Regions from separate parts of the Homo sapiens genome. Here all the other regions are linked to region 2. A link is a loop called in an ENCODE intact Hi-C map of the cell type or tissue named here. Cell type or tissue: heart right ventricle. All regions are shown on one strand. Links, peaks and the distances in the headings refer to the core of each region. The heading gives the core; the rest is flanking DNA. Region 1 overlaps ANXA4 (annexin A4). Region 2 overlaps AAK1 (AP2 associated kinase 1). Region 3 has its middle 27 kb from the start of ANXA4. Region 4 holds the start of GMCL1 (germ cell-less 1, spermatogenesis associated). Region 5 has its middle 17 kb from the start of ANXA4.

Evidence for each region. A loop is a pair of places that touch in the nucleus more often than their neighbours do. Peaks named below come from ENCODE experiments on the same cell type or tissue, not always from the same donor. Only the 100,000 strongest peaks of a DNase experiment are listed, where the experiment ranks them.
Region 1: a loop joins it to region 2, with 5 times the contacts of the local background. A loop is called at or near these places in 48 of 110 quality-filtered maps.
Region 3: it touches region 2 in a loop (18-fold over the local background); 102 of 110 quality-filtered maps call a loop at or near these places.
Region 4: it touches region 2 in a loop (2.8-fold over the local background); 48 of 110 quality-filtered maps call a loop at or near these places.
Region 5: a loop joins it to region 2, with 5 times the contacts of the local background. A loop is called at or near these places in 101 of 110 quality-filtered maps.

Annotation. Positions count from the first base shown.
Region 1 is chr2:69,813,605-69,819,678 of GRCh38, forward strand. ANXA4 (annexin A4) reads left to right here. Exons shown (of 13, transcript NM_001153.5): 9 at 2,497-2,590; 10 at 4,995-5,090; 11 at 5,676-5,734. Among named protein-coding and RNA genes, the nearest start is that of GMCL1, 13 kb to the right of the region's middle. In heart right ventricle, for the core only: CTCF peaks have their summits at 3,536 (motif pointing left) and 3,755; a DNase peak (open chromatin) is centred at 3,537; H3K27ac peaks cover 671 bases.
Region 2 is chr2:69,557,123-69,563,196 of GRCh38, forward strand. The region is part of intron 2 of AAK1 (AP2 associated kinase 1); the gene reads right to left. Among named protein-coding and RNA genes, the nearest start is that of SNORA36C, 40 kb to the left of the region's middle. In heart right ventricle, for the core only: a CTCF peak has its summit at 2,760 (motif pointing right); no DNase peak of the experiment used is centred there; H3K27ac peaks cover 1,386 bases.
Region 3 is chr2:69,711,692-69,717,765 of GRCh38, forward strand. It overlaps a transcript of ANXA4 not described here. Among named protein-coding and RNA genes, the nearest start is that of ANXA4, 27 kb to the right of the region's middle. In heart right ventricle, for the core only: CTCF peaks have their summits at 3,158 (motif pointing left) and 3,357; a DNase peak (open chromatin) is centred at 3,140; H3K4me3 peaks cover 361 bases.
Region 4 is chr2:69,826,468-69,832,541 of GRCh38, forward strand. GMCL1 (germ cell-less 1, spermatogenesis associated) reads left to right here and starts at 3,193. Exons shown (of 14, transcript NM_178439.5): 1 at 3,193-3,685. The coding sequence starts at 3,426. It overlaps LOC124906021 (a long non-coding RNA gene), which reads right to left and starts at 3,064. Exons shown (of 2, transcript XR_007086846.1): 1 at 1,547-3,064; 2 at 1-311. It overlaps ANXA4 (annexin A4), which reads left to right. Exons shown (of 13, transcript NM_001153.5): 13 at 1-645. RefSeq lists enhancers at 2,229-3,150, 2,545-2,634, 3,151-4,071 and silencers at 3,045-3,274, 3,655-3,734, 3,682-3,857. In heart right ventricle, for the core only: a CTCF peak has its summit at 3,229; DNase peaks (open chromatin) are centred at 3,114 and 3,854; H3K4me3 peaks cover 2,742 bases; H3K27ac peaks cover 1,964 bases.
Region 5 is chr2:69,721,840-69,727,913 of GRCh38, forward strand. It overlaps a transcript of ANXA4 not described here. Among named protein-coding and RNA genes, the nearest start is that of ANXA4, 17 kb to the right of the region's middle. RefSeq lists an enhancer at 2,870-2,919. In heart right ventricle, for the core only: a CTCF peak has its summit at 2,986 (motif pointing right); a DNase peak (open chromatin) is centred at 2,992; H3K4me3 peaks cover 515 bases.

The DNA.
Region 1 (6,074 bases), core at 1,118-5,117, 260 kb after region 2:
AAGGTAAGTATTGCTATCCCCATTTTACAAACAAGGAAACTGAGGCTCAGAGAGGTCAAGTACCTTGCTCAAGCTCAGAAAGATAATAAAGGGCAGAGCTAGGATTTGAACCAATTGGCATCTAGACCCAGTATTCTCTCTCTCTCTCTCTCTCTTTTTTTTTTTTTTTTTTTGAGACAGGGTCTCACTGTCGTCCAGACTGGAGTGTGGTGGTGTGATCTCAGCTCACCGCAACCTCCCCCTCCCAGGTTCAAGCAATTCTCCCACCTCAGCCTCCTGAGTATCTGGGATTACAGGATGCACCACCACCACCCGGCTAGTTTTTGTATTTTTAATAGAGATAGGGTTTCAACATGTTGGCCAGGCTGGTCTTGAACTCCTGACCTCAAATGATCCACCTGCCATGGCCTCCCAAAGTGCCGGGATTACAGGCATGAGCCACCGCGCCTGACCATAGACCCAGTATTCTTAACCAATACATAACCATAATGAGGGATTGGTTCCATTCAGTTTGTGAGGTATGAACAACTTTGTTTTATGCAAAAAAAAAGAACCTGTTGCTTTCATTAGAGGGGATAGAGGTATGTGTGTGGCTTGGGCTTCTTGGAGCACGGCAGCTGGGTTTCAAGAAGGAGCACCCAGAAAGCAAGCATTCCAATAGAAACAATGGCAGTTGCATGATTGTTTATGATCTAGCCTCAGAGATCAGTGTCACTTCCACTAACCTGTATTTTATTCTTTTTTTTTTTTTTTTTTTTTGAGATAGGGTCTTGCTCTGTCTCCCAGGCTGTTGTGCAGTGGCATGATCTCGGCCCACTGCAACCTTCACCTCCCAGGCTCAAGTGATCCTCCCACCTCAGCCTCCTGAGTAGCTGGACTACAGGCGTGTGCCATCATGCCTGGCTAAGTTTTAAATATTTTTTTGGTAGAGGTGGGGTTTTGCCATATTGCCCAGGCTGGTCTCAAACTCCTGGGCTCAAGCAACCTATCTGCCTTGGCCTTCCAAAGTGCTATGATTACAGGCATGAGCCACCGTGCCCAGCCCACAACTATGCTTTATTAATTAAAGCAATGTATTAGTCAGAATTCTTAAGAGGAACAGAACCAATAGAGAGAGAGAGCGAGAGAGACACAGAGGGGTGTGTGTGTGTGTGTGTGTGTGTGTGTGTGTGTGTGTGTGTGTGTGTGTGAGAGAAAGAGAGAGAGGATGGAGTTGGGCAAGTACCAGGATCTTCAGAGGGAATCAGCAAGCTGGAGATGCAGGCCAGCCTATGGTTTTGTTCCAGTCTGAGTCCAAAGGCCTGAGAACTAGGAGCAGTTCCCATCTGAAGGCCAGCAGGCTGGAAACCCATGAAGAGCTGATGTTCCAGTTCAAGTCCAAAGGCAGGAAAAAAACTGATGTCCTAGCTCAAGGCAGTCAGGCAGGAGGAGTCCCTCTCACTCTTGGGAAGGTCAGCCCTCTTCTTGAAAACAAAAGCTTTCAGCTGATTGTATGAGGGCCCCTCCTCCATATTGGATCATCCAAAAACCCTCACAGAAACACCCAGAATAATGTTTGAGCAAAAATCTGGGTAACCCATGGCTCAGTCAAGTTGACATAAAATAAATTGTCACAAGCCTGTTGAGATTCAAGTTTCAGAAGTGCTGAATAAGATGAACTCTTTTGAATTAGGTGAATTAGATGAACGCTTTCAGCTTTAAATTTTTATGATTATGTGAATTGACTCTAAAGCAGTGAGGGAATCAGAGAAAGAAGTGAAAAAATGGGGGAGTATATGGAGGTAAGCCCAATGAGCCACAATATGTGTGAGTTAAGATCTTTTTGAGAAATGTAACAGGCAAGCTGCTTATTAAAAATGAACAGTAATTCTGATTGAGCAATAATGTAGTTAAATTGAGCAGAATGAGTTTCCTATATTCCTACCTGGTTGGAATGTAAGCAATTGGCAATGGGTCCCTGGTTCTACTGTGAGACCTGTAGCCTCAGGAAAATCACAGATCATTCTAGAGCAGGGCTATCCAATAGAACTCCCCGCAGTGATGAGAACATTCCACATCTGCACTGTCCTGTATGGGTGACTACCGGCTACCTGTAGCCGCTGGGTACTTGAAATGAGGCCAATGTGATTGAAGAGCTGAATTTTAAATTGTATTTAATTTCAATTAACATTTAAACAGCCACATGTGGTTAGTGGCAACTGTAGGGGACAGCCCAAATCTAGGGCATTTCTTTTAGCTCTTAAGATAGAACCATGTAGTCTCCAGCTAGGGAACTGCTAGTGTTTGCCCTGACTCCCAGGGGGGTATGACAGGGTCCCAACAGCCTTATGCCTGAGGAAGGATCCTGAGTCATTTCCACTCACCACTACCATTTCCAACCCCATCACCAACAAAATAAAACTAAGCCAGCTCAGCTCTTTGAGCTTCTGGAAATATTTGCCTGTGTCCTGGCACATCGTTTTTGGAATTTTAGACCTGTGCTTTGTTTGGCTTCAGGACCTGTATGAGGCTGGAGAGAAGAAATGGGGGACAGATGAGGTGAAATTTCTAACTGTTCTCTGTTCCCGGAACCGAAATCACCTGTTGCATGGTAAGGCACTTACTTCATTTCCCAAAGAAAAGGAGTGAAAGATAGCAAAAACTATATTGCCCATAAGTAGTTGATAACCTTCCTCCTTCAGTTGGTACAAAGAACTGATTGTACCCAAGTGTCTTAGATTCTCACCCTGGAAATGTATTAGTCCAATGATGTATATGAAAGCTAATTTCTGAAAGATTAATTATGAATAATTAGAAAAAGTGCATGTAGTCATAGAAGTTTGGCATTCTTGTTTCTAGGAAACTGACCTTCACAGTCAGTCCTTTTTCTAAAGTAGCCCCAGTATTTTCATTCTAATGTAGTTACATATGAAAGTAATCTGTAGTAGATCAGGTAGCAATAAAATAGCAATGTTGGTTGATATTTATTCCTGTGTAATATCCAAGCTGTAAAGCTAATACAAGTGATTTCTTTAGGGGTTATGTTGTATAAGATGAATAGTGGATAATTTCAAATTTGATATGTTTCTAATTTGTTTCTGATAAATATAAACTTTGTAATGTGATTTTAACTTATTTGGGGGAAAGATACTAGACAATTTTAGAATATTTGCTGTCAGGTTCATATTCTTTTAAACAAGCAAGTAAGGATATAATAAGATATTTCATCTTTTATACGAGTTCTTTAGATCTTTAAGTACATTATAATTTTATAAACCCACCCACCATACCCTTTTAATCACACACACTGATTTGCAAAGCTTGTGGGAAATTTGAGAATGAGTTTGCTAAATTGAAAACATAAAGCAATTGAGAAGTACAACACATTCTGAAGTTGTAATTATTTCAGGTTTTTCACAGTGACAAAAAAACAGGTGATTACTCCTGTTAATCAATATCCCGGGCTACCATCAGGTACACAAACTTCTGACTCAGCTTCTTTCTTCACTTCCTTCCCTTGCCTGGTTACAAATAACAGGAATCTCCCCCTGGTGGTGTTTTCCAAGAACTGCAGGTCCTCAGAAGCCGATTTAGTGCATAAATGCATTTGCAAGAATTTTCACTTCTGGGTACAAGTCAATAGTTAGGCAGTTATGAAATATCTGTTTGTAAGCCACTGGGAGAAAATATTTTAAGCACTGTTTGGACTAGGAAAACTTCATAATTGTCTTACCAACCAACAATAATGGTGAGATTTCATAATAACTACCGTTTTGTTAATAATGTTCTATTTTCTAGGTGCAGTGTTAAGCATTTTATAAGCATTGTTTCTTGCAACACTCAATGGAGCAGTAATTATTTTCCCCATTTTACAGTGGAGAAAACTGAGGCTTAGAAAATGTGTCAATTAAGTTCTTTGATTCCAAGCCACACACACTGACTTCAATTTAAGTAAGAAAAGATGAAATAATATAGAATGGCACAGGAGGGAAAATGGAAAATACTGGTAGCTCACAGATTTGAACAGACAGCTGAACACCTTCAGGAAGAACAGAAATCAAGGCAGTTCTGGGGGTCTCAGTAGAAGGGAATAATGGATTTTATTTCTAAAGCAGAGTTTCTGAAGTTCGTTTTCTATTAAAAATGCTAAATATTGACCCCCTACTTCAGACTGGCTGAATTAGAATCTCTGAGTGTGACACCCAGGAAGTTTAATAGGTTTCTCTGAGGGTAAAGATGATGCAGTGCTTTTGGCCATCCCCGTGAGCTGCTCAATTAAAAAGTTCCCAGGAGAGAGTCTAACGGGTCCTGACTGGGTCAACTGCTCACGTGTTTGACAGAGGTTGTGGTGTATGTTGTTGGGTATGGTGTCCCTTGATTGACAGCCCTGTTAAAATCACATTGATGGAAGTGAGGCAGCACCCCAAAGAAGGCGATGGTGAGAAGATAAAATAGATACCTGCTCTAAGAAGTTTCCAGAAGGAGACAGCAAGAGAGGGGAACATATTCACCACATTCAAAAATACTTGGCAAAAAACAACAACAAATGTAATTATGTTTAAGTATTTTAAAAGATGCAACCAGCTGTTATTAACTGTGACTCAGTTCTGAAGCAGTTGAATTGTTCTAGTTTTGATGAGCCAAAAGGGAGATGACAGGGAGGTGATTGCCAAGGACAAAAACACAAAAAGACACATTCTGCTTATTAAGGAAACAATGAGAAAGGAAAGCAAAGCTCCCCAGAGGCCATCTCCATTTTATGTGTGAGGGTCCCAGATAAGGGAAAGGACTTGACTGATGTCCTCCAAACATCACAGCATTTCTTCCTCCTTATCTGGGGCCCATTCCACTCTGCACATCCCTCCTGGCTGCTTGCCCACATTACTAATTAGTTTCCTCCTGAAATATGCCAAAGAATAAATAGTGTAGGCTAGTTAAAAATGCTCATTCTCTCCATAAATTTTAGTTTCCTCTGTTTTTTCTTCCCAATAATACTATTTTGTTATTGTCTGCAGTGTTTGATGAATACAAAAGGATATCACAGAAGGATATTGAACAGAGTATTAAATCTGAAACATCTGGTAGCTTTGAAGATGCTCTGCTGGCTATAGGTAAGCTGGTAGGGGGAGTAGAGAAACAAATGTTTATAGATTTTCCTTCTCATTATCAGTTTGCAATATGGGGATATAGAATTATTTTTAGAGATAAAAGTTGTTTATCATGAATCACTCATGTTACATTCCAGATTTTTAAACAAGAAATATTATATACAACCTGATTGCTATTGTGCCATGTGGTTTATATATTTTATATCTTCTGTGCCTTTGTATGTCCTATGTGAAAGGTAATAATGTGCAGATATACAGGCTGCAGCTTGCAAGTCTGTGAATGGTTAGAACTAGTAACTGTCTCATATGGCAGATACAGTAATCCTTATTTTGAAATGAAATACCACCCTTTGCTTTGATAGACTTTATCAATTACTTCTCCAGGAACTTGATGATAAATTGAGGGTACTTTCTATCTGTGAAAATACATAGAGCATCGCCTATGTTCATGAAACATTGCTTGGCTAAAATTTCCCTGGCAAAGCAAATATTGATACCTTGTAGAAACAGAGGAAACAACTGTCACTTTTCTTTTTTCATGGGTCTTATCTGTAATCTTTTCATTTCTTCTTTTTTTTTCTTTGACAGTAAAGTGCATGAGGAACAAATCTGCATATTTTGCTGAAAAGCTCTATAAATCGATGAAGGTAAATGGCCTTATTTTCAGCATCTAAATGAATTTGAGTTATCTTGTGTCCACCTTCTTAAGCTTACTTATATCCCCTATCCAAACTTTGCTCTGAAAGATCCAATTCAATTCATCAAATACTTCAGTGAGTGCCTGCTAATAATAATACTAGGTGATATTTACTGAGTACTTAGGATGTATGGATCACTGTTTTTAATAGATTAATTATATCCCCACAACAGCTCTATCAGGCTGGTACTATTACTAACCTCCAATTTACAGATGAGGAAACTGAGGCATAGAAAGGATATGCAGTTTGCCCAAGATTCTCAGTGAGGAAGTATGGAGCAAGAATGCCA
Region 2 (6,074 bases), core at 639-4,638:
CACATTCTTAGATTCTCAGAACTTGGAGATATTACTTGTGGGAGTGGGTGGCAAGAGTCAGAGAAATTGTTCCCAAACACCTATCTTAGGATAACAAAAGAATAGTAATTATTTTCCAAATAACCTACAAATAAACAGATAAATGGGTAGTACTACATTACAAGTACTATCCTATGTACTTTTTTTTTTTTTTTTTTGAGACAGGGTTTCCCTCTGTGGCCCAGACTGGCATGAAGTGGCGTGATCACTGCTCACTGCAGCCTTGACCTCCTGGGTTCAATCGATCCTCCCACCTCAGCCTCCCGAGTAGCTGGGATTACAGGTGTACACCACCACTCCTGGCTAATTTTTATACTTTTTTGTAGAGAAGTGCTTTTGCTATGTTGCCCAGGCTAGTCTCAAACTCCTGGGCTCCCACCTTGGCCTCCCACAGTGCTGGGATTACAAGCATGAGCCACTGTACCAGCCCTGTCTTGGGTATTTTGATGCTCTTGTTTAATTCTTAACACAGTTCTGTGAGATTGGGTGTTATTTTCCCCTTTAAACAATTACCAGCTGAAGAATACAGAGGCTCAAAGACATCTGATTCAAACCAAAAACATTTTTAAAAGCATAAGTGGAGCACACTTTCCCTCATACCAGAGAGGCTAGGAAATTATTTCACTAATTTCTATTATAAATAGTTGTCAATTAATTTCAAGAATCTCCTCTTCTTTTCTTCTCATCCTATCACTCAATTCGAATCTAGAAACAGACCTAAAGATTCTTCCGGACCTCCCTACCTCCTGGGCTGTTGAGAAGATACATGATAAGGGTAAGAAAGTGCTATTCCACATAGCATACACAAGGCAAGTATGACAATTATTGGGGAGACTTTTTAATGTCCACACTGACCTTTCTCTAAAAGACAGTTCACAATTCATTAACAGAAATATATAAGCCAGGTGTGGTGGCTCATGCCTGTAATCCCAGAACTTTGGGAGGCTGAAGCAGGCAGATCGCTTGAGCTCAGGAGTTCAGGACCACCCTTGGCAACATGGCGAAACCCTGTCTCTACAAAAAATACAAAAATTAGCGAGGCATGGTGGGCGCACACCTATGGCCCAGCTACTTGGAAGGCTGAGGTGGGAAGGATGGCTTGAGCCTGGGAGGTGGAGGTTGCAGTGAGCTGTGACTGCGCCACTGAACTCCAGCCTGGGTGAAAGAGACCCTGTCTCAAAAAAAAAAAAAAAATGTATATAACTCTACAGGAATTCTCAAGTGCTCTAAATTTGTTACACCACAGCATTCCCCAAATTCTTAGAACCCTAACCTCATCCTCACTCCTAAAGCACTGTATGAGGTGTTCAATGCCATTGGTGACAGGAGTTAGACAAAGTGAGGCAAAGCTGTCAAAGTTGAAGGCTTTGGAGTAAGTAGCAGTTACACTGGACGCTCAGTCCATCTGCCTGCCTTGTACATTGTCATCATTTAGCTTGAATATCCTGTCCATTGACTCTGTTCAGCAAAAAAATCAGTATGCCATTCTTGCACAGAGGTGGTCACTAATTGTATAGAGGTGAACACAGAGGTAAGTCTTCAGTATGGGAATTTGAATTGGGGTTATGACATAGTACTGGGTTAGGAGCCACATGCAAAATTGATACAGATCAATAAACAACCATTACAGAGATCTTAGGCCTCTGAGAAATAAAGCCTCGGGTCCTGATTATGCCCTTCTAATTCCCCCAAGGCTCAGCGGCACTTTAGTACCTGTCTGTTGATGCCCATGGCATTTCCTGCTGTATCTTTACATAGTTATTCTTTTCAAGTTAGCTTGAGTAGGTTTTTGTTCCTTGCAACCATAAAGAGCCTTTATCATAAAGCACTATTGCACGTTTTCATAAAATACACACCTAATTTTGTAAAAAGAAATTTAATGGGCTTCAGTTCCGAATGTGGACTGTGATAATGATTTACCAGAGACTGCATGTTTGCATATTTCCTGTTACAATGTTCCTCAGTATTCAAATAAACACTAAAATTTATCATATAATCTTTAATTTTAACTGTCATCTCTCTAATCTTTGTATCTCAATAACATTTTCCATTTTCAAAAGTAGCATTGACACTTAGAGGTCTTATCTATCTCTCTCTCTCTCACACACACACACACACACACACACACACACACACACTCTCTCTCTCCTCAATTCTAAAATGCATGTTTTTTACATTTTGCTTTTTAGGGTATCAGAATGTCTTGTAATAAAAATGTGCATTTAATGCAGTGGTATTTATCTTTTCTTCCCCCCACCCCCTGCCAAAGTTATTAAATCCATGATGTTCTCTTATAATTAATCAGAATTGAGGAAAATAGTAGTGTAAATTACAAAATTTCTATGTATGTTCATAATTGTTTTGTAAATAGTATAAGTAGGATTCACTTCATTGATATTTAGAATTTTTTAAAAAATCACGGAACTACAGACTTCACAAGAGTGGCACTCCTAGAGAGTATTAAGTCCAAGTGTTTTGCTTTATGCATAGACAAACCAAGAGAGGCTTAGGAGTCCCATGGCTAGTTATGGGCAGAAGGTGGGGTGGTTCTCTCTCCTATAAAAACCATGTGATACCCTTTAGGTAATAAGGAAACAGCTGACAATGTTGTGAAACAAAAGGTGGGAATAGGTATTTCCTACAGTTCAATGATGCCTGTCACTGCTGAAGGACAAGGCAACTCTTTCAGATGCTGCAATTTGAGATAACTACCACCAGATGGGAGCAGTGTAGTTTTCTTTGTAGGTAGCAAGATGACCTTTACAGCCAGGACTGAAGAAATGGGTCAGTCGCCTACCATGCAATCCAGTAAGCACAATGGCTGACAAGAGCCAGCCCAGATTCTCAAAGCCTATGACCATGATAAATCTAAAAGCAAATCAGTGAATCACTTTACTTAACACAGATGAAGCCACATTGTCAAGCATCTATGCCTATAAAAGGGCTTATCTGCAGATGAGAAGCATTTAAATCACGAGATCAAAATCCACGCCTAACAGGACTTGTCAGTCTAAAGATGTTGGTCACTATCACTGTGTAGTTGGCCAAATGGAGATGTAAACTAGGTTAGAAGAGAGGAGATAGTGCCATTCAAGATACTTCTCGTGCACAGCCCTGTCTGTCACACGGATCAGGGTGATGAGATTCTCAGCCAGAGCTTAAGAGGGTTCAGGCTATTACGGAAGGAGGCTGTCAACAGAGAAGACTGTCAATAGAGATGTTTATTTCAGCCTGAGTTGCATCCCAAGATCTAGATTAAAAGGAAAAACCTAATGGTTTGGACAGAGGTAAGAAAATCTTAACATTCAGTAGCCTGTGTCAGTCTCTCTGCCTACTGGCATTTTTTGAAACACTCAGATAATCTCATCTGTGAATCTATTGAATCATAAAGATAAAAAGGATATGATCTATTATGTGAAGCAAGCAAGTGAAGTAGGCAGGATAATTTTGACACAGACATGCTTTGCCTATTAAATATGTAGGATTTTTTTTTATGTCCAGAAGAAAACACGTTTTCTCCCATTTTCCCTAAAATATATAGCATTTTTGGTCTTTCTCCCCCTAATTGTTGATGGAGATGTGGATGGCTATTTATAGCTCACCATGAGTTTAGAGGTTTTGTCTGTTTGGTTTGCCTCTGGATTGTCATGCCATAAAATAGTGTTTAACACACAGTGAGCATTCAATAATGAACTAACTCTCTACTTAAGGTGTCTACAGAAGACAGAAAAGGCTACATACAGATAGTAGCAGAGAATATGGGAAACGAATGTGATGGCTCATGTAATGGGATGGCCACCATGCAACTCCAGATCATTGTTGCCATGTGGGAATATGGACCTGGTTTTGTCGGATCTGCTAATTTCTAAAGATGAGCTAGAAACCCAAAATTGTATGTGAAATCTCCACATTTAAACACTGGCAACAAGTCACCTTTTAAATTAATGCTGTTCAGGTCACCATAGCACAGAGGCCAAAGAAAACACATCTGAAAAGCTTTAGATAATCTCCGAGCCTCCAGTTTTCTATGTCTGATCTAGTCTAACACCTTCATTTTACTCAAAGCCAAGAAGGGGAAGTGACACAGCTCATGTTCCACAAAGTTAAAAGATGATTTGCAAATGAATTCCAACATATATATAAATATTAGCTCAGACATTCATCACCACAGTTCTTATCTTTCTTCCCTCAAGATGAGTTTACAGAATACTCCTCCCACCCAGCATGTGTATACGACTTATTTTAAAGGCATTTCAAAATAAATTATTTCATTTGTATTCACACAATGACTGAATAAGGTAGGCGAGCAACCTATCATATTCATTTTCCCAACAGGAAAGACATGCAGAAAGATTAAGTTCCTTTCACAAGAATGCACAGAGCTAGTTGGTGGCAGAGTTCAGATAAGATCCCTCATCTTTAGAAATTTTTATTTTTATATCAACTTCATATATTATACAATCCACCCATTTTAGGTGTACAGTTTGATGAGTTTTCGCAACTGTATATACCCGCACGAGTGGCTGTGGCGACAGCCAATCCATCACTGCAGATAGTTCTTCAGGTACCTTTGCAGACAATCTCCCCTCCCCTCCCTCACCACCCCGTGTATTAAATAACTTTGGATCTGCTTTCCATCCCTATAGTTTTGCTTGCTCTAGAATAAATGGAATCCTACAGTATACACTGCTTTGGTCTGGCTTCTTTCACGCAGCATAACATTTCTGAGATTCATCTTCATCGTTCCATGTAGTTTTTGTTTTTTTGGTCAACTAGTATTCCATTGTATACATATTCCACAATTAGTTTCTTCATTCACCTGTTGAAGGACATGTGAATTTTTTCTAGCTTTTGGGTATTATGAATTAAACATTCATACAGAAGTCTTTTTTATGGACATAGATAATTATTTCTCCTAGGTATGTACCCAGGAATGGAATTGTTGGGTCATATGCCAAGTGACTATTTCCCTTTATGTATAAGAAACTGCCAAGCAGTACTCCACAGTGGTTGTGCTATTTTACACTCCCAGCAGCCACATACGAGAGTTCTGTTTGTTCCACATCCTTACCAACACTTGGTGCTGTATTTTTCATTTTAGCTATTCTAGTGGGTGTGTAGTGACATCTTGTTGTGGTTTTAATTTGCACTTCCCTATAGATCCTTCAACATTTAAACTCCTAGGATTAGCAGCTTCCCATCACTTTCCTGATAAAAGGTTTTAATAAGCATAGGATCATGGAGTCACCAATGAAATTACTGAGATAACTTGGACTTCTACCTGCTAAATAAGCAAAGATGACAGAAGTGCCTAGTTCTTTGCTGGGAGAAGACAGTGAGTGAGAATTTGCAATACACAGAGGAGGGTATTACATAAATTCTAAAATCTCTTTTACTTCTGATATCAACATGAGATCATGGTCTTCAGACTTTTAAAAAACAAAGACAGGCCAGACACGGTGGCTCATGTCTGTAATCCCAGCATTTTGGGAGGTCGAGGCGGGCAGATCACAAAGTCAGGAGATCAAGACCATCCTGGCTAACACGATGAAACCCCGTCTCTACTAAAAATACAAAAATTAGCCAGGCGTGGTGGTGTGCGCCTGTAGTCCCAGCTACTCGGAAGCCTGAGGCAGGAGAATTGCTTGAACCTGGGAGGCGGAGGTTGCAGTGAGCTGAGATCGCACCACTGCACTCCAGCCTGGGCGACAGAGCGAGACTCCATCTCAAAAACAAAACAAATAAACAGACAAATTAGCCAGGTGCACTGGTGCATGCCTGTAGTCTAGGTACTCGGGAGGCTGAAGCAGGAGGATTGCTTGGGCCCAGGAGGTTGAGGCTACAGTGAACTATGATGGCACCACTGCACTCCAGCCTGAGCAACAGAGCGAGACCCTCCCTGTCTGTAGAAAAATAAATAAAGACAAAGATTTAAACACTCTCCTTGGGGGCGTCACCATGATATTCAATTCAGCAATGGGGCTTTGGAAGAAGAAGCAAGTAGTATATCTTCTGGCTCTATATTCAAACACTGA
Region 3 (6,074 bases), core at 1,208-5,207, 160 kb after region 2:
ATAAGAAATGGTTCTGATATATGGTTTTTTGGGTTTTGTTTGTTTGGGCAGCTGACCTAAAATAGAACCTGAAAACAGATTGGGGAATTCAGAAAGAGAAATAGGACTTGAAGGGTGTGGGGGATGGTGTCAGGACAATGATTTCTGGTTTTGGAAGTGTTAAGGAGGTTGAGTTAATGAGGGCACAGAGAGAGAAAAGAGACATAGAGAAATATGGGGCATGATGGGGGGGTCTCTACTGCAGCAAAAAGGAAAAAGGAGAGCAAGAAATTGAGAAAACAGTTTTTATACATAGGATTTTTGTATGTGTTGCCTATTTTGTCTCAATTTATTTTTATTTTTTTCTCTTCATTCTCTTGGTCTCTCCTTTTCCTGGGGGGTCTTAGACACCATGTGTAACTATTGCGTGCTTCCAAAGTTTTCCACTAAACAGACCACACACATACATACAGACACACCACACACAACCAAATGTTCCCCAACCCCACCCCACCACCACCACCACATACACACAAACACATACCCCTCACACTAAAATAAAACAACCAAAGGAGAAAATTGGAGGGTGGAAGCAAACCAAGAGACAGGAAGGTAAAATCTGGCCCCTGCCTTAAAGCGCATTAGTTAGGAGAGTTCACTCTCTTGGTCCTTTACATTCCGTGGGGAGAAGCAGTAGAAAATTACCGGGTTATTCACTCCGAGTCTAAGCAGCTGAATAGGAAAATAGCTTTAATAGCCCTATTAGGACCTGGGCCAAGGACTTTTTCTTTGGGTTTGTTGTGAATGATTAAAGGTTAACGGTGGCATTTTTCTTTCAGCCTAGGGGAGACAACCATCTCAGTAATGATCCTAATTGGATCCAACTGGGGAACTCCAGAAAGTTTCAGTAACAAATTTGCAATGGTTCTGGGCCTTTTAATATGGATTCACAAAAGATAATGAGGTTATCCTGTCATTTCTACCCTATGGATGAGGAAAGTGACATTCAGACAGGCCATGGGATCTACCCACTCCCTCGTAAAGAACTGGAGGACCAACATTAGCAACAGGACCTCCCATTTGGCATTTTGTTTTCAGATGTGCCTAGAAGAAGGAGATTACAGCTTCTTGGACTGTTGAAGCCTGGGTTCTTCTTGAGTTGTGAAGATATCACCTAAATCCTATCCACATTTTGTGCACCAGGTTTGTGGACGCCTACCACCATTCATTCATTGCAGTGGCTCAGAGAAGATGAAAACAGGACTCTTTGGGGCCAATGAAGATCCCCAACAGAGCTCAGATGACCAGAGTGGACTGGCTTCTACCCTAAATACATACAACAATACTTCCCACTCTGACCTTGCTCACTTTATACAACACCACACAACTAGAGAGTGGCAGAGCTGCTGTGGGAACCCAAATGCCATCTGACTCCAAAGCCTTACTCTCAACCACCACCCTGCTGCCTCCTATTCTTTCCTGAAATCTTCAGTATAGTCATTATTATGAAGTAAAAAAAAAAAGAAAATGAAAGGATGGAAGGAAGGTAGAGGGAGCCCCTCTATCTCCATTCTTTGTTTCCATGAAGAACCTCTACTCCATTTTCAGGGGAGTGCTATTGGTGTAACACACTTTCTGGCCCTCTCCCTCCCATTCTTGTCACTCATTCTCCCCAAGGAAGAAGCGATATGTGGATGATAAGATTGGAAGAAGCCACTCTTATGTTCGGTGGTGTGCTGGTAAATGTTTAGCAGCTGGCTCTGGGGCAGAGAGAAAGCCCTGAATTGTAGTATGTGCCAATCTCCATGGTGTAAAAACACTTCTACCATAGCTGCTTCCAAGTATGTAAATTGTACACCTCAATAAAGCCAATTTAAAAAGTAAAGTCAATCAGTTTGTAAAACTCTTGAGACTTTAACATTCAGTCCAGCAAGCTGTTACCTGCCGGATCCAGCAACACACAACCCGTAACATAACGAGTTGGGTCTCAGCTCCCCGCTCTTCACAGACTCCAGAGTTCTCTCCCCTTTGTGGGGTTCCTCATCCATCCTTCCATTGCTTCTGCTGCTGCCCTGAAGGCATCACCGCTCTCCCGTCTCCTCTTGGGGCACCTAACTCTCTTAACAGTTTAGGACTTTGAGGAGTTTTGCCTTTCACAAAAAGAAAGAATGGGGGAAAAACGGTTATGCCTCAGCAGCTTTCGCTGTCTACCCTGCAGCACAAATTCCACTTGATGGAGGAACACAAAGGTCGGACTCCCTGCCGTGAAGAGGAGAAAGGGAAATTCGAATATGGAAGGAGCTCTACTCTCCCTTGCTCTGTCCTCCGCAAGAGAATGGGGCAGAACATTCTTTAGTCTACACCTCTGTCCCACATGAGTTGCCAAAGACCACAGTGCCTGGTGGGTGACATCTCTCCAGGCTTTTGAAGACATCTGAGCCTGGATTTTGAGCACATTCCTGACCTCCCTACTGGGAGGCTCTTCTCCTTCAAGGTCTGCCTTCTGACAAGCCCTAGCTCTTTCCCACCTCCAGTGGCTGGGTGGGCCGGGGGGTGGGGTAAGGGTGGAGATGTGGGCACATTCTGGGAGCCCCACCAGAACCCCATGGAGTGGAGAAGTGACCTTCTAAGGAGGGGAGCGTACAGTTTCCGGAAGGGAGGAAGGATGCGGTGAGGACCAAATGCATCCATGCAGGATTTCAAATATAAACGACTCTATAGAATACAAGCACCTACTCCTGGCAACCGAAGCCGAAGGAAGCCTAAGAATATAAGAGACGGGGCTTCGGCGAGGGCACGTGACCGAAAACTCACATAACACTCCACCTGCCCCAGTCCAGCCAGCCTGCTGTCCACAGTGTGCCCATCAGTGTATCAAACCTCAGTGCTTTATTTCCTGGGATCCTGGCCGAGCTCCCATTAACCTCCTGTGTTGTCCCCACAGCTCCTATACATGGGAGAGGGCCTGCGTTGGGCCAGATCCCAGAGCTGGGGCCTAATTTGTGATGGGATGCCCTGGGAGGCAAGCGTGCTTCAGCATGTACCCAATCAATAGCCAGACACCCAGGTCCGGAGGTGCCTGAGTCGGTCAGCAGGACGTTGGGCAGGTCTAGGTTCAGAACCTCTGCAGTTTTTCCCTTGGCTTCCCCGGGGCTTGTCCACAACGCCCCCTGCTGCCCATTCTTGGTTAACCTTGTGTCTTGTGGATACCTCATCAGATCTGTTCATGAAGCCTAACGCAAGGTCCTCCCTCCAGGGTGACACAGTGAAGTCAAGTAACAGATGTGGAGATGCTTTGGAGAGCTTGAAACAGAAGACTACATAATAACAATGGGCCAGTATCATAAAGCCAAGATTGAAGAAGACAGAACTGAATATCTCCCTCATCTGCAAAACTTGCCTTATCTTTCAGTATCATCCTGTTTCAGTGGACAGAAATCAATCCATCATATATTTGAGCCCTGCTCTTATAACCAAGTTAAATTTTGCCTAAAATAAGGCCCTGCCTCAAGCAAATCATGGTTTGTTTTTTATTTTATTTTATTTATTTATTTTTTGAAATGGAGTCTCGCTCTGTCACCCAGGCTGGAGTGCAGTGGTGCAATCTCCTCTCACCACAACCTCCCCCTCCTGGGTTCAAGCGATTCTCACCTCAGCCTCCCAAGTAGCTGGGATTACAGGTACGCACCACCATGCCTGGCTACTTTTTGTATTTTTAGTAGAGACGGGGTTTCACCATATTGGCCAGGCTGGTCTTGAACTCCTGGTCTCAAGTGATCCTCCCACCTCGGCCTCCCAAAGTGCTGGGATTACAGGCATAAGCCATCACGCCTGGCCAAATCATGGTTTAGAAAAGGGAGATGGTCAAATATAATTGTTATGACTGCCATAGTACCTACTATGTCCCAGATAATTTGCCTAGGTTTTTAACCCTCACAACACATCCCTAAAACATTGTACAGATGCAAATGCAGAGGCACGAAGAGGCTTAAAACATTCCCAAAGTCACATAGTTACTATAAAGCCAGTAACTGGCTCTATGTCTATCTGAGTCCAAAATGTGTTTTGTCCCCTTCTGTGCCTATGCACAGAGGGCAGTGGGAACATAAATGGAGGTGGAGGGAGGGGTAAGAAGGAGACATCAGTGGTCTACCCTCTTTATGTGATAACAGACTCCCTCTTTTATCTGGCAGCTGCTCCCTCAAGAGGAATACCCATTCTTTCTTCCTAGGTCAAGAAAGAGAGTCCAAGGCATGGTCAATCACAACACTGTCCCTCTAGTCATGGGCCAAGTGCTGGGCACACGTCACCAGCCAGGCTACTCTTAGCCTTTCCCATAATTTTAATAACCTGAGACTGGGAGAAAGAAGCCTCACTCTCTCCTGGAGTGATCAAACTGTATGTAAGTCTAGAGTTCTCTGTGAGTACAGTCTCCTCTAGCAAGAAAGGATGAGACCAACTCATAATAAGAAGCCAAAATACATGTACATATGAGTAAGAGAGAGAGAGAGAGCTGACAGCATTGTTTGGGTGTCTGGATCTAGCCATTCCTGTGGTGGCTCTGTCTAGTCCTTACTTAAATGAGTTAATACATCCCCTTTTAACTGAAGCTAGTTTGTGTTGGGTTTCTGTCCCTTAAAGTCAAGAGTCCTGAGAAATACAATACTGGTCAAAAAAAGTCTTCATAGAACAGGTGAACCAGGAAAAAAGGGATTCACCAGAAAGATAAGAGGAGAGGCAGAGGGTGAACGTAACAGCAGCTGCACTCGAGGAACTGCGAGCAGCTCAGGATGACTTGAGCTGAGATGTGCAGAGGGGGTTGGAGAGACGGGCGAGAGCCACATCAGGGAAGGCCTTGTTTGTCAGGTTAAAATGTTTGGTCTTTATGTGAGGGCGACAGGGAGCCCCCAAAGGGTTTCAAGCAGTGGTGTGACATGCTCAAGCTCGTTTTGAGAAGATCACTCGGGAGAACGGGTCTGAGAGACAGCACAACAGGAGGGCAGCGGATTAGTTATGAGGCTGCTCCGGGAATCCAGGTGAAGAGCTCAGGATGGAAAATGACTCGACGTTTTTGACTTGGTCATTGGCCAGAGGGGAGGGCAAGAACGAAAAGAGTTGTGTTTTGTTCATGTGCAGTTTGAAGTAAGTATCATACATTTAAATGGAATTGTCCAGTAGGTTTACTAAAAGAGATGACAGAGTTGGCGATGTTTAAGTTTTTCTGAGTCATCAATTCAGCTGTTTGCTGTCTGCCTACTACTGGCCAAGCACTGTGTGGAGGAGAACACCGTCCAGCCTCTGCTCCCTGGCATCACACTGTGGCAAGACAAAACAGATGATAACCAGAGAAACCAATCAAGAAACAAGGGAAGTGCAGGGGAGACCGTAAAGCAGCATCGTGTAGCAGAGGGGCTGGGGTGGGGGCTCCATCTCTTCAGTGGTCCTGGAAGGAGGAGCTGACGCCCTGAGGGTGCAGGAGGTGGCTGAAGATGAATATTCTCCAATTCATGCCCACTGAATAGGAACATGCCCATTTAAAAGCATCCATATGCATTTTGTTTGGCTTGTTGGTTTTCTTTGCCTGCCTATGCCTTCAAAGCTGGCATTGAGGTGGCAGGAGGCTTCTGTGCAGAAAACTGAGGCTGGTGCTGGAAAACTCCCACCATGGCCCCTTTGTTCTCATCCAGTGCCTTTCATCCCACACTCCCAAAGCCCATCCTGGCGCCCACCCTTTAATTGTCAGGCCTGGCTCATCGACACAAGCAGGTGGCATTTGATCATTATTCCTGCATCATAAATGAGGGTAACAAAGGCCTCCCTCTCCAGGGTATCAGCCAATATTATTTTGTGAGTTCAAGGGATCTGACTTTGAGTTGAAGCAGAAAGGCCTGATGTCCCATCCTTTTCATTTCTGGAATTACCCGTCGCTGCATCTTTCTGTTACCGCCATTTCCTCTTTAACTCCACGTATCTAACTGGAAACTTTGCTTTTCTTTGTTTCATCTTCTTTGGAATATGTTGTTCCCTGTGACCCCTCCCCACAAAGCCTTGCCTCTGCAGCAGATGCCCTGAGCCTTCCTGATGCCTGGGACTGG
Region 4 (6,074 bases), core at 1,047-5,046, 270 kb after region 2:
GGAAAAATAATTTTAATTTAAAAATGGTGTTTTTAGGCCGGGGGCGGGGGCTCACGCCAGTAATCCCAACACTTTGGGAGGCCAAGGCGGGTGGATCACCTAAGGTCAGGAGTTCAAGACTAGCCTGGCCAACATGGAGAAACTGCATCTCTACTAAAAATATAAAAATTAGCCGGGTGTGGTGGCTGGTGCCTGTAATCCCAGCCACTCGGAGGCTGAGTCAGGGAGAACTGCTTGAACCCAGGAGGCAGGAGGCAAAGGTTGCAGTGAGCCGAGATCACGCCAGCCTGGGCGACAGAGCGAGAATCCATCTAAAAAAAAAAAAAAAAAAAGTGTCTTTAAAGTGAGGTATAGTCTTTCTCTGATCCACTTTTCACCTTCTGAGGTTTTTCATCTTGGCCCCTGAAAGGAGCTATTTTTGAAGGACTTGTGTTACTCAGTTTCTACAGGAATTACAAGATAAGAAAAAAAAAATCATATTTAGTCTTATGCGTGCCTACTGGCTAATGTTCACATATGCCAAACACTACTCAATAACATAAAATAATGTATGAACTTATTCTCTGGAAATGAGTGATGCCCTCTGCTCTAAGTAGACCATTTATATTAAATATCATAAATGTATAAAGGACATTCATATTCTTATAGTGGGAATACTTGCCTTTTTTGTTGATTTTATAGCATCCATTGTATTTTGGTGAGTGAAATAATAAGAATTTTTTAGTTTAGTGTTGTTTATTATAAAAGCTACAGCTACTGGTAGAAGCTACTTATGTGAATATTTAGTCACTCCAGTTACTTACAGGAAATAATACTACCACTTCAATGCCTTCCCAGAAGACCACAGAATCTCCACATCAGCTTTGTCTTTGGAAGCATGGTGATTTTTTTGGTAGAAGTTTTATCTTTAAATGATATGTAGCTTAGCCAAAATTTTAAAACAAATAGCATTGATTCACCAGAAGATTTCTAGAAGGTGGGATAAAGTCACCCTGGACGAATGTTTGTCATATTGAATTAGCATGACTTTGAGATATAATTATGTTTGTTTTTCCCTCCCACTGTCCACTTACATTTATTCAGTGGGCAGTTCTTCCCCTTCTTCAGATGTAAATTCAGATAGAGTCATGACTTTTCTGTTCACTCTTAGGTTTTAAAGTCCTACTGTGTAGTCCCTTAAGGTCATAAAACAGTGTCATTTTAGTAAGTAATATATCCAGTCAAAATTGCAAGCTTGATTTACAGTTGATGCTTCTTCCCTCACTCACCTCTGGCCTATTGCAAGTAGGAAGCTGGTTTCTGGGGAAAGGGAGACCATGGGCTTCTCTTCTTTTTCCACCTAGGTTTCCTTCAATGTTCTCCCCCTGCCCCAACCTACCATGTCTGGGTTGTAGCAAAGAAGAGAGTTAAGGGGAGCAGGAAAGTTGTTACCTGACTGTCATTGCTGTGGTGGTAGAGGATCAGCCCTATGTGACCCTGACAGACTAAAGTTGATTCTTGTGGGCATTCTTGTGGGTTCCTTTGTCAACCTCATCACGCTACTCACCTGAGGTTCCTCTGGCAAGGCAAATGTGTACTCCTTTTTCAGCCTCTAGGAATTTGGTGACTCTTTGAGGTTCTCAGTGCTGAAGTTCATTGCCTTCCTCCCAGGCCTGTTGGGCAGGACCTAAGCTGTCTCATGGTGGTCCACATCTGCTCCATGGGAAACACCTGCACGTTCTTTGTGCTGGCAAATTCTGTGTATGCAAGCTGATCCCTCTGCAGCCATTATTCTCCGCCTCCCACCTCCACCCCAAGCTGCCTCGGCTAGCCTCTCTCGGTTCAGATTTCTCATGCATGAATCAGACATTAGTCCACGGGGACCCTCAAACTACGTATACTGCCAATGGGAGTCTAAATTGGTACCTTGATGCAATCAACCCAGAGAGCAATTTGGTAATAGCTAACAAAGTTGCAGATTTCGCAGCAAATTCACTTTTGGGAATCTGCTTGGTGAATCCATTGCACATGATGTTCATTGCTGCTCTGTAAGGCCGTTAAAGTAGAAATAACCTCTCTCACTAAGGAATGTAAAAACAAATATGGGTCAGTCATACAATGAGCAGTGAAAATTATCTAGCGATTGACCAAATGGATAAATCTTGAGAGTATAATTTTGAGAGAGGAGAAAGGTGCACAATGAGAGGTACAACTATGATTCCATTCCATGATATGTCTAAACATGCAAAAGAAAATATTATTTATGGGTATGCATATAAGGACATGCATGGACATGATATACAACATTCTCAGCACAGTGATTGCCACTGGGGAGGGAGACAGAATGAGATGGAGGAGGTACGCAGGGGCTTCTGCCTATATGTATTGTTCTATTTAAAAAAGAATGAATCATTGATTACACCTCAATAAAGCTGGGAGGAAAAAAGAATGAAAGCAAGTCTGATAAAATTTCAAGCTAGTGGTCGGTCCACAGGAATCTGTATTACTCTATTTGAAATATTTTCATTATTTTACTTAAAAAGTAACAGAAGGGAGTCAGGGAATGAACGCTGGCTGTCCGGAGTCCATCACAAGAGCTGCTACTACTCCAAGCAGACACTAGTAAATTTTGCTAGGGCCTCCTGAAGGCACTTTTGAGTCCAGACAGTCATGGTGCCAGACCCTATTCGGACATCCCACTGGCACTTGAGAGGAAAGGAAAGGAGTGCCGGGAACGTTCCCATAACTTAACGGGTTCCATTCACGTCTACAGCAGGGGAGGGCTCATGTTAAGGAAGCCCAGGAATCCAGCATATCGCCTCATCCTAGGGCCCCCTCTCACAGGAGGCCACGCCCAAGCAAGCAGAGCGTGGCCCCAGCAAGCGCCGAGCTCCCGCAAGGAGACCAAATAGCTTCGGGGTTTTGCCACTAGCTTAGCACAGGCCCATAAGCACCGGGGACTCAAGGCACCTTTGTAGAAACAATGAGTGACTGGAGTCCCAGGTCTTGCCACTACAGAGGCGCGTATGAACCACGGTTTAACACTACGTCTACGCCGAAGTTCGGGTTAGTCAGAGGCCACGCCCACCGCAGGCCCGAAAACACCAGCCTGCACTGGCGCGCCGGATTGTGCGCAGGCTCCACCTGCCACGCACGCACGCCTTGCCCCGCCCCTTCCGGAGGCTCGCCGTACGCATGCGCCCTCCGTCCCGCGCTTTGTTGCGAAAGCGAGGGGGCGAGGTGCTGCGGTGCTAGAGCGCGGCGCGACCGGACGCTGCGGGCGGGGAAGAGGATGGAGACTGTGGCGTCCGCTGCAACGGTTGGGGCTGCGCGTGAGAAGGTGGCGGTGTAGGCACCTGCGCTCGGGGAAGGCTGGCGGCGGCGGCCGAGCCATGGCGGGAGACCCCCTTCTCTGGGCTCCCTGAAGTCTCGGGGAGCCGTGACCCATGGGATCGTTGAGCAGCCGGGTGCTGCGCCAGCCAAGACCAGCCCTTGCCCAGCAGGCGCAGGGTGCCAGGGCGGGGGGCTCGGCCCGGAGGCCGGACACTGGAGACGATGCGGCGGGCCACGGATTCTGTTACTGTGCGGGCAGCCACAAGCGCAAGCGGAGCAGCGGGTCCTTCTGCTACTGTCACCCTGACTCGGAGACGGACGAGGATGAGGAGGAGGGGGACGAGCAGCAGCGGCTCCTCAACACCCCTCGAAGGTACGTGGGGGCACGCACCCGCGCGGACCCGGACCCGCACCTGTTGGGCCTGGGGCCGAGCCGGCGCCTCGTGCGCTTGCGGGGTGCAGCGCTCCCCAGCCTATGGAGAGGGGACGTGCCCTTGACAGGGTGAATGTGGAAGCCGGCCCGATGCGGGGCGGACTGGGGAGCGCCTTGGGAGACGCCAGGTGTTCCGCATTTTCAACCACAGACGCTTCCAGGGTGTTGTTACAGCCCCAAGATGAGGATGAGAAACGCCAAGCCCGAGCTCGCGTCTCGTTAAACCTTAGAGACGCCCGGCTGGCTGGCCTTCCCAGTCCACCTTTGCCCTCTCAAGTGGGTAGCCGCAGAGTAAGTTGTTTTGCATCCGGTTGCCTTAGTACAGACACTAAATGTAATCTCTGAAATAGGCACTCTTATTGTCGCCCACTCAGTGGAGGGTAAGTAATTGCACACAGGAGTTCTTGTTAATTGTAAAGGTGAAGTTTATCAATAGTGTACATTTGTTCCTAACTAGGAACAGAGTCTGTGCAAGTTTCTAGTAGTTGATGAAGTCGTTGACCGTGGATGTACTGTATGTAGGGCGGTGCTGCTGCAGCTTGTTTAACCCCTTTTTTTTTTTTTTTTGGATGAGTTGAAAGATGGAATATTGACTTGTGACCTGGAATGTAGTTTATAGGTAGAATATATGCTTACACAAACAATTTGGTTTTTCTGCTTTTGTTTTTAAAGGTTATTTGGTAGGGTCACACATGAAATTTTTTAAATGATTTCTTTTTCTTTTTGAGACAGAGCCTTGCTCTGTCACTCAGGCCGGAGTGCAGTGGTGCGATCTCAACTCACTGCAACCTCCACCTCCTGGTTCAAGCGATTCTTGTGCCTCAGCCTCCCGAGTAGCTGGGACTACCGGCGCGCACCACCACGCCTGGCTAATGTTTTCTGTTTTTAGTAGAGACAGGTTTCATCGTGTTGGCCAGGCTTGTCTCAAATTCCCGACCTCAGGTGATCTGCTGGCCTCAGCCTCCCAAAGTGCTGGAATTATAGGCGTGAGCCACTGCGCACCCGGCCTAAAATTAAACTTTAAAAGCAGATTCAAAAAGGTTTTGCTATACAAGTGTTATATATTGTAAAAAAGGAATCATAGATTAAAAACTTAATAGTTTGGTTTATAAAACCTTTTGTACCTTTTTTTGTATGAATATTTGTATTTATTATACAAAAATGTACCCCTACTGTGAATACTATTCAGTAACTTTTTTAATTGTTTGTTTGATTTTTGGAGCTTTTTTCTAAAGGAGTCTCACTATATTGCCCAGGCTGGTCTCAAACGCCTGGGTTGAAGCGATCCTCCCACCTAAGCCTCCCAAAGGGCTGAGATTACAGGTGTGAGCCACCATGCCTGACCCTGTAACCTTTTTGAAGCGTCAGTGTAGCATAGTTTTTTTTTCCTTTGGAAAAATTTTTCTCTATTTTGAGACAGGGTCTCGCTGTGTCGCCCAGGCTGGAATGCAGTGGTGGGATCATGACTCACTCTACCTCGACCTCACAGAATCAGGCAATTCTCCCACCTCAGCCTTCTGTGTAGCTGAGACCACAGGCATGCACCACCACACCCAGCTAATTTTTTTATTTGTAGAAACAAGGTCTCACTCTGTTGCCCACCCAGGCTGGCCTGGAACTCCTGGGTTCAAGTGATCCTGTTGCCTTGACCTCCCAAAGTGTTGGGATTACAGGTGTGAGCCACCATTGCCAACCTATAGCATAGTTTTAAGAGTTCTGAGTTCTTGGCCAGGTGCAGTGGCTCATGCCTATAATCCCAGCACTTTGGGAGGCTGAAGCAGACAGATCACCTGAGGTCAGGAGTTCAAAACCAGCCTGGCCAACATGGCGAAACCCTGTCTCTACTAAAAATATAAAAACTAACCAGTCGTGGTGGCAGCTGCCTGTAATCCCAGCTACTCGGGACGCTGAGGCAGAAGAATGGCTTGAACCTGGGAGGCGAGGTTGCAGTGAGCCAAGATCGCACAACTGCACTCCAGTCTGGGTGACAAAGTGAGACTCTGTCTCAAAAAAAAAAAAAAAATTCTGACTTCTTGTCTGTATTCTGCACTTAATAGCCTTATTTCCCTCATATGTAAATTGGAGATATAAATACCTGCCTTTTAGGCTTTGACAAATATGAGAACAAACAAATGCACAATGTCTAGAATGTAAGCATGCAGTAAATATGTCTCCTTGATGAATTGGCCCCTTTATCATAACAAAATGTTCATCCTTCTTTATCCCTAGTAATTTAGCCACTACCACATACATACATACATATATACATTTATTTATTTATATTTAGGGGGTACAGCTGCAGGTTTCTCACATGTATATAACAAGTAGT
Region 5 (6,074 bases), core at 1,335-5,334, 170 kb after region 2:
AGTAAGAATGGATATTTTCACCAATATTTTTTGTCAGAAATAACAGGAGAAACAGCAAGTTAGGATGAAAATGGAATTGAACTAGATGGTGAAAGGTTTGGATTTGAATCCTAAGTGACTTTGACACTGATTCTTTTACCTTGGCTATCCTCTTCTATAAAATAGAAATAATAATATTAGACTCTCCTAAGTATCTCACAGGGTCATTGGGAAGATTAAATAAAAAAAAATGACCAGTGTTTTATAACCTTCAAAGTGATTCATGGATGTAAAATATTGTTATCATTATTCATTTATTTACCAAACTCACACCCATTCCTACTGTGTATTTGGCCTGTGCTAAGTCTGGGGATGTAAAAATGAATGAGACCAACCTTAAAGGTCTATGGTCTATTGGAAGTAGCAGTGATGTAAAGACATAATTATAGGTATATACTCAAAAGAATTTAAAACAGAGACTCAAACTCACGCTTGCATGCCAGTGTTCACGGCAGCGTTATTCGCCATAGCCAAAAAGTGGAAACAGCCCAAGTGTCCATCAACAGATGAATGGATCAGAATATGGTATGTATATTCAATGGAATATTATTCAGCCATATAAAGCAGTGAAGTTCTGACACATGCGGCAACATGGATGAGCCTTAAAAACATTACATTAAGTGAAATAAGGCAGACGCAAAAGGACAAATATTATATGATTCTACTTGTATAAAATATCGGGAACAGGCAAATTCATAGAGACAGAAAGGAGATTAGAGGTTACTAGGGTCTCGGGGGAGGTAGGAATGGGGATTTACTGCTTAATGGATACAGACTTTCTGTTGGGGGTGATGAAAAGTTTTAGAAATAGTGATGATAGTTGCACAACATCGTGAATTTAATTAATGCCACTGAATTTATGCACGTCAAAATGTTTAAAACGGCAAATTTTATGTTATATGTATTTAACTACAATAAAAAATAGCAAAAACAAATAAATGGGTCAGAGTTCAACTAAAGACAATAGAAAAAAGCGCAGAGTAAACCTAAAGAAAGAATAATGAAGGAAATAGGCCGGGCATGGTGGCTCATGCCTGTAATCCCAGCACTTTGGGAGGCCGAGGTGGGCGGATCACGAGGTCAGGAGATCAAGACCATTCTGGCTAACATGATGAAACTCCATCTCTACTAAAAATACCAAAAAATATATATATATATATATATTAGCCGGGCATGGTGGCACGATCCTGTAGTCCCAACTACTAGAGAGGCTGAGGCAGGAGAATCGCTTGAACCTGGGAGGTGGAGGTTGCAGTGAGCCGAGATCATGCCACTGTACTCCAGCCTCGGCGACAGAGCAAGACTGTCTCAAAAAAAAAAAAAAGTATAATGAAGGAAATAATAAAGATAAGAGCAAACACCAATGAAATAGAAAACAAAGAAACAATAAGCTGATTCAGGGGGAGGTAAAAGCTACTAAATAAATATGTAGTAATTATAATAAGATGTGCTAAAAGATGCCTCCAAAGTGATATGAAGAAACTCCTGAACTCCAGAAGGCTTCAAAAAAAAGACAAGCTTTTTGCAGTGTGGACTAGGGGAGGAGAGCAGGCATTTTCTAGGGCAAGGATGTGGTGATGACCATGGAGTCTGCCAAGCAGAGAGACTCTTGTTCTAGTCACCATTGTTCCCTCTTCCTAGTCCAATGTCTCCAACCAGGGTACTTAGGAAATGTTAGCTAAGTGAATAAACATTTTCCTTTAGTTCTGCAGTGTGTCTTTTGTCTATCCACAAATTTTATGACATAAAATTTCTTATGCCGTTTATCTATAACTTTGGATGTCCAATCCCACACTACAGTCTTTTATGACATAGCTGTGTGATGCTATTTTATTTTGTTTTCTTTCTTCTAATAGAGACAGGGTCTTGCTATATTCCCCAGGCTGATCTCAAACTCCTGGGCTCAAGTCATCCTCCCACGTTGGTCTCCTAAAGTGCTGGGATTACAGGCATGCACCACCCACTGCACCCAGCCTGTGATGCTATTTTCCTAAAGACACTACATGAGAAGCTCCTACCCTTTCTCCATTTCAGCTGCAAGAGGCTTTCAAAACCTAGGCCCGAAAGCTAAAAACTTCTGAACTGTTGAAATGGGGCCGGGCGCGGTGGCGCACGCCTGTAATCCCAGCTCCTCGGTGGGCTGAGGCTGGAGAATCACTTGAACCCGGGAGGCGGAGGTTGCGGTAAGCCAAGATCGCGCCATTGCACTACAGCCCGGGCAACAAGAGTGAAACTCCATCTCAAAAAAAGAAAAAAAGAAAAAGAAAAGAAATGGAAATCCACATGCAACAATGGCTATCCAAATACCTTAAGGATACATTTGAGGGTGGGTGTACCCATCTTGTGCCCCATCTCCTAGAAACTGGTGTTTGCTGTGGGCAAATGAGGTGCCAGGAGAAGGTACTATTGCTGCCTAAGGGCTGCAGCACATGGTCGTGCAGGTTGTCTACTGTACAAGAGTTCCTGGCAGAAGCAGGGAGGGCCGCTGAAAAACAGCCAGTATTCCATTTACCAAGTCGTGCACCCTGGGGCTTCATCCCCCCATATAAAAGAAGACTTTTTCTAATTAGTACAAATACGTCAGGCAGGTATGGGCTAATTGCAGCCTTGTGTCCCCAGCTGTCACCATTACTGTCCTGGCTAGGGGAGATTTAGTGTCTGACTCTGTCCCTTCAAAAGAGCCCCCTCAATTCTCTTCAGTGTCAAAGCATCTTTTCAGAAGATCCTTTCAAGCCCTTTGGTGAGTGACTAACCCACCACCGGCAGTCCACTAGTGGAGAATTACCTTCTGCCAAGAGACCTTAGTTCTGTAAAAAGGCAAAGAAAGAAAGATAAGCTGGGGCAAGAAAGAAAGATAAGCTGGGGCAAGAAAGAAAGATAAGCTGGGGCAAGAAAGATGAACTCATTCGGCCACGCTGCTCTCGCCCTGTGGTTGCTTCTTCTGCCACTAGATGGCGTCCTCGCCTAAGTACTGGAAACACTTTCCTGAGGATGGAATTTGAGAGGAAGCTGGGTTGCAGCCGCTGTCCGTGTGGAACGTTTAGCTGATCCCAGCTTCATTATTATGCGATTTGAAAATACCTGCTCATCCTGTCAAGAAATTTTATTGAGTGGAATAATTGTTTCATGGCACTCGTCAAGTTCATGCACAGCCTGTCTCCTTTTCTTCTCCCTCTGACTCCTGCAGTCAGCCGATGTTTAAACCCAGGAGACGCAGGTCAAGCCACAGGGAGCTCAGCTTCCTGACATCCACCTGAGAAATGCCAGGAGGGCTTACTGATAACATAATGGATGTCAGTTTAATAAATTCTGACTCAAGGTGACATATAGCTATTTACAGAGATATAACATATTAACATATATATTAACATCTATCATTTTAGCATTAATCATTTCGGCATCTTTTTATTTGAGGCATCATTTATATATTTAAATGTATATAAATGATGCCCCAAATAAATATACCATATACTTAAATCTATAAATATATAAATTTATTATTTATTTATATATAAATACATGGTATATTTATTATTTATATATTTATTTATTGTATATTTATTTAAATATATGAATGCTGCCCCAAATAAATATACCATACACTTCAAATGTGTGCCTTTAAATGTATTTAAAAGTGTGCCTTAAGTGTACGGTTCAGTGAGTTTAATAAATGTATACACCAGTGTAGCCACCGCCCCCATTAGGACACAGAACACTTCCATCACGCTGGTACATCGTCTTGTCCACCTTCAAAGTCAATTCCCATGAGCTGAAGAGGCTCAAGGCTCAGAGAAGAGCAAACAGTGGGTGAAGGGAGTGTGTGGCCTTCAGGCTAATGTGCACTGTAAGAGGCTAAATGAGACTCTTGATCACTCACAGCCTCTGTTTTGTATTTTCCTAGAAAAATCAAGTAATCATTTATTTTTAAGGAAAACAATGGCATTTTAAGAGCCACCTCATTTTACCTGACATTTTATTAGTTTTTCTTTCACATATATAAATGCACAAAATTCTGTAAAATATGTTTAGTCATCACTTCATGATTTGGTTCTTGTGACTTTTTTTTCACTATGCAGTTGTCAGGATGCAGCTGAGAAAATTATCAGAGCTATTCAGTGAGATCAATTGTGTATTTTGAAAATAATTTTTCCTGAAGAGCCTGATATGGTTTTGCTCTGGGTGCTCTTGGGTGTCCCCACCCAAATCTCATCTCGAATTGTAATCCCCAGGTGTCGAGGGAGGGACCTCGAGGTAATTGGATTATGGGGGCGGTTTCCCCCGTGATGTTCTCATGATAGTGGGTGAGTTCATGAGATCTGATAGTTTAAAAGTGGCACTTCCCCCCTCACTCTCTCCTGCCAACACGTAAGACGCCTTGCTTCCATTTTACCTTCTGCCATAATTGTAAGTTTCCTGAGGCCTCCCCAGCCATTCAGAACTGTGAGTCAATTAAACCTCTTTTCTTTATAAATTACCCAGTCTTGGGTGTTCTTTATAGCATGTGAAAACAGACTAATACAGGGCCAATCCAAGCATTCTTCAGCTCAGGAGTTTAACTCATTTGTCAGCTTACACTAGCTGTGTCTTTATTACTATGCTAGAAAAATGCGATGATTTCGCCTAAAAGATTGACTTCTTTAATATAAACTTTTAATGGAAGCATAACATACATACAGAGAAACACACAGCTCAATGAATTTGCCAAAAGTGAACACAACCATGTAATCAGTGCTTAGATCAAGAAACAGAATATTATCAGAACCCCAGAAACCCTTCTAGTCACCCCAAGGGTAACCATTATCCTGACTTTTAAAACCATAGATGAATTGCACTTGCTTTTGAATTTTCTATCAATAACATAAAATAAGAAGTACTGTTGTGTGCCTGGCTTTCATCACACAATATTAACATCCACGTTGTTGTGTGTACTTGTAGTTTGATATTTCTCTTGCTGTATTGTATTCCATTATGTGACTATGCCACGGTCTATTCATTTCACACACACACAAGCAAATATATATATATACAGGGTCTTGTTCTGTCGCCCAGGCTGGAGTGCAGTGGCATGATCCTGGCTCACTGCAGCCTAGAACTTCTGGGCTCAAGTGATCCTCCCACCTCAGCCTCCCGAGTAGCTGGGACTACAGGTGTGCACCACCACGCACAGCTAATTTTTTTAGACACTGGCTCTCCCTATGTTGCCCAGGCTGGCCTTGAACTCCTGGGCTCAAGCAATCCTCCCACCTTGGCCTCCAAAAGTTCTGGGATTATAGGCATGAGCCACTGTGCCTAGCCTCGTTTCACTATTGATGGACATGTAAATTATTTCGGTTATTAGTTATTACAAATAATGCTCCTATAAAATTCTTTGAAAATGTCTTTTCATGAACACTGTTACGCATTGCTGGGTCATAGGACACACATTTGTTCAGCTTAAATTGATGCTGCCAAACTGTTTCTCAGTGTGGTTCTACCAATTTACATCCCCACCAGCAGTGTATAGAGTAGCAGTTGCTCCAATCTGATAACATTTGGTATAACTAGTCTTTTTCATTTTGGACATTCTGGTGTGTGCAGCAGTATCTCACCAGGCTTTGATTTGCATTGCCCTGAAGACTAATCAAGTTGAGCATTTTTTTTTAATGTGCTATATTGGCTATTTTGATATTCTGTTTTATAAAGTGCTGTTGAAGTCTTTTACCAATTTACTGCAAAATATTTGAATAGGCACTTTACAAAAATTTAATTTTTTCTTTATTTTTAGTTATTCATTTTGAGATAATTTTAGACCTCAGGAAAAAGCCTACAAAAAATCTTGTGTTTCCTTCATCTGGCTTGATATCTCGATATCTTACATAACTGTAGCTAATCTCAAAATCAAGAAATTAACATTGGTACCCATCTTCAGAGCTTATTACGATTTTAACAATTGTCTCGCTAATGTCTTTTTCTGGGCCAGGAATCAAGCCAGGATCACACATTGTATTTACTTGCCATGTCTCCTTAAGTCTCCATTAACCTAAGTCAGTTCTTCA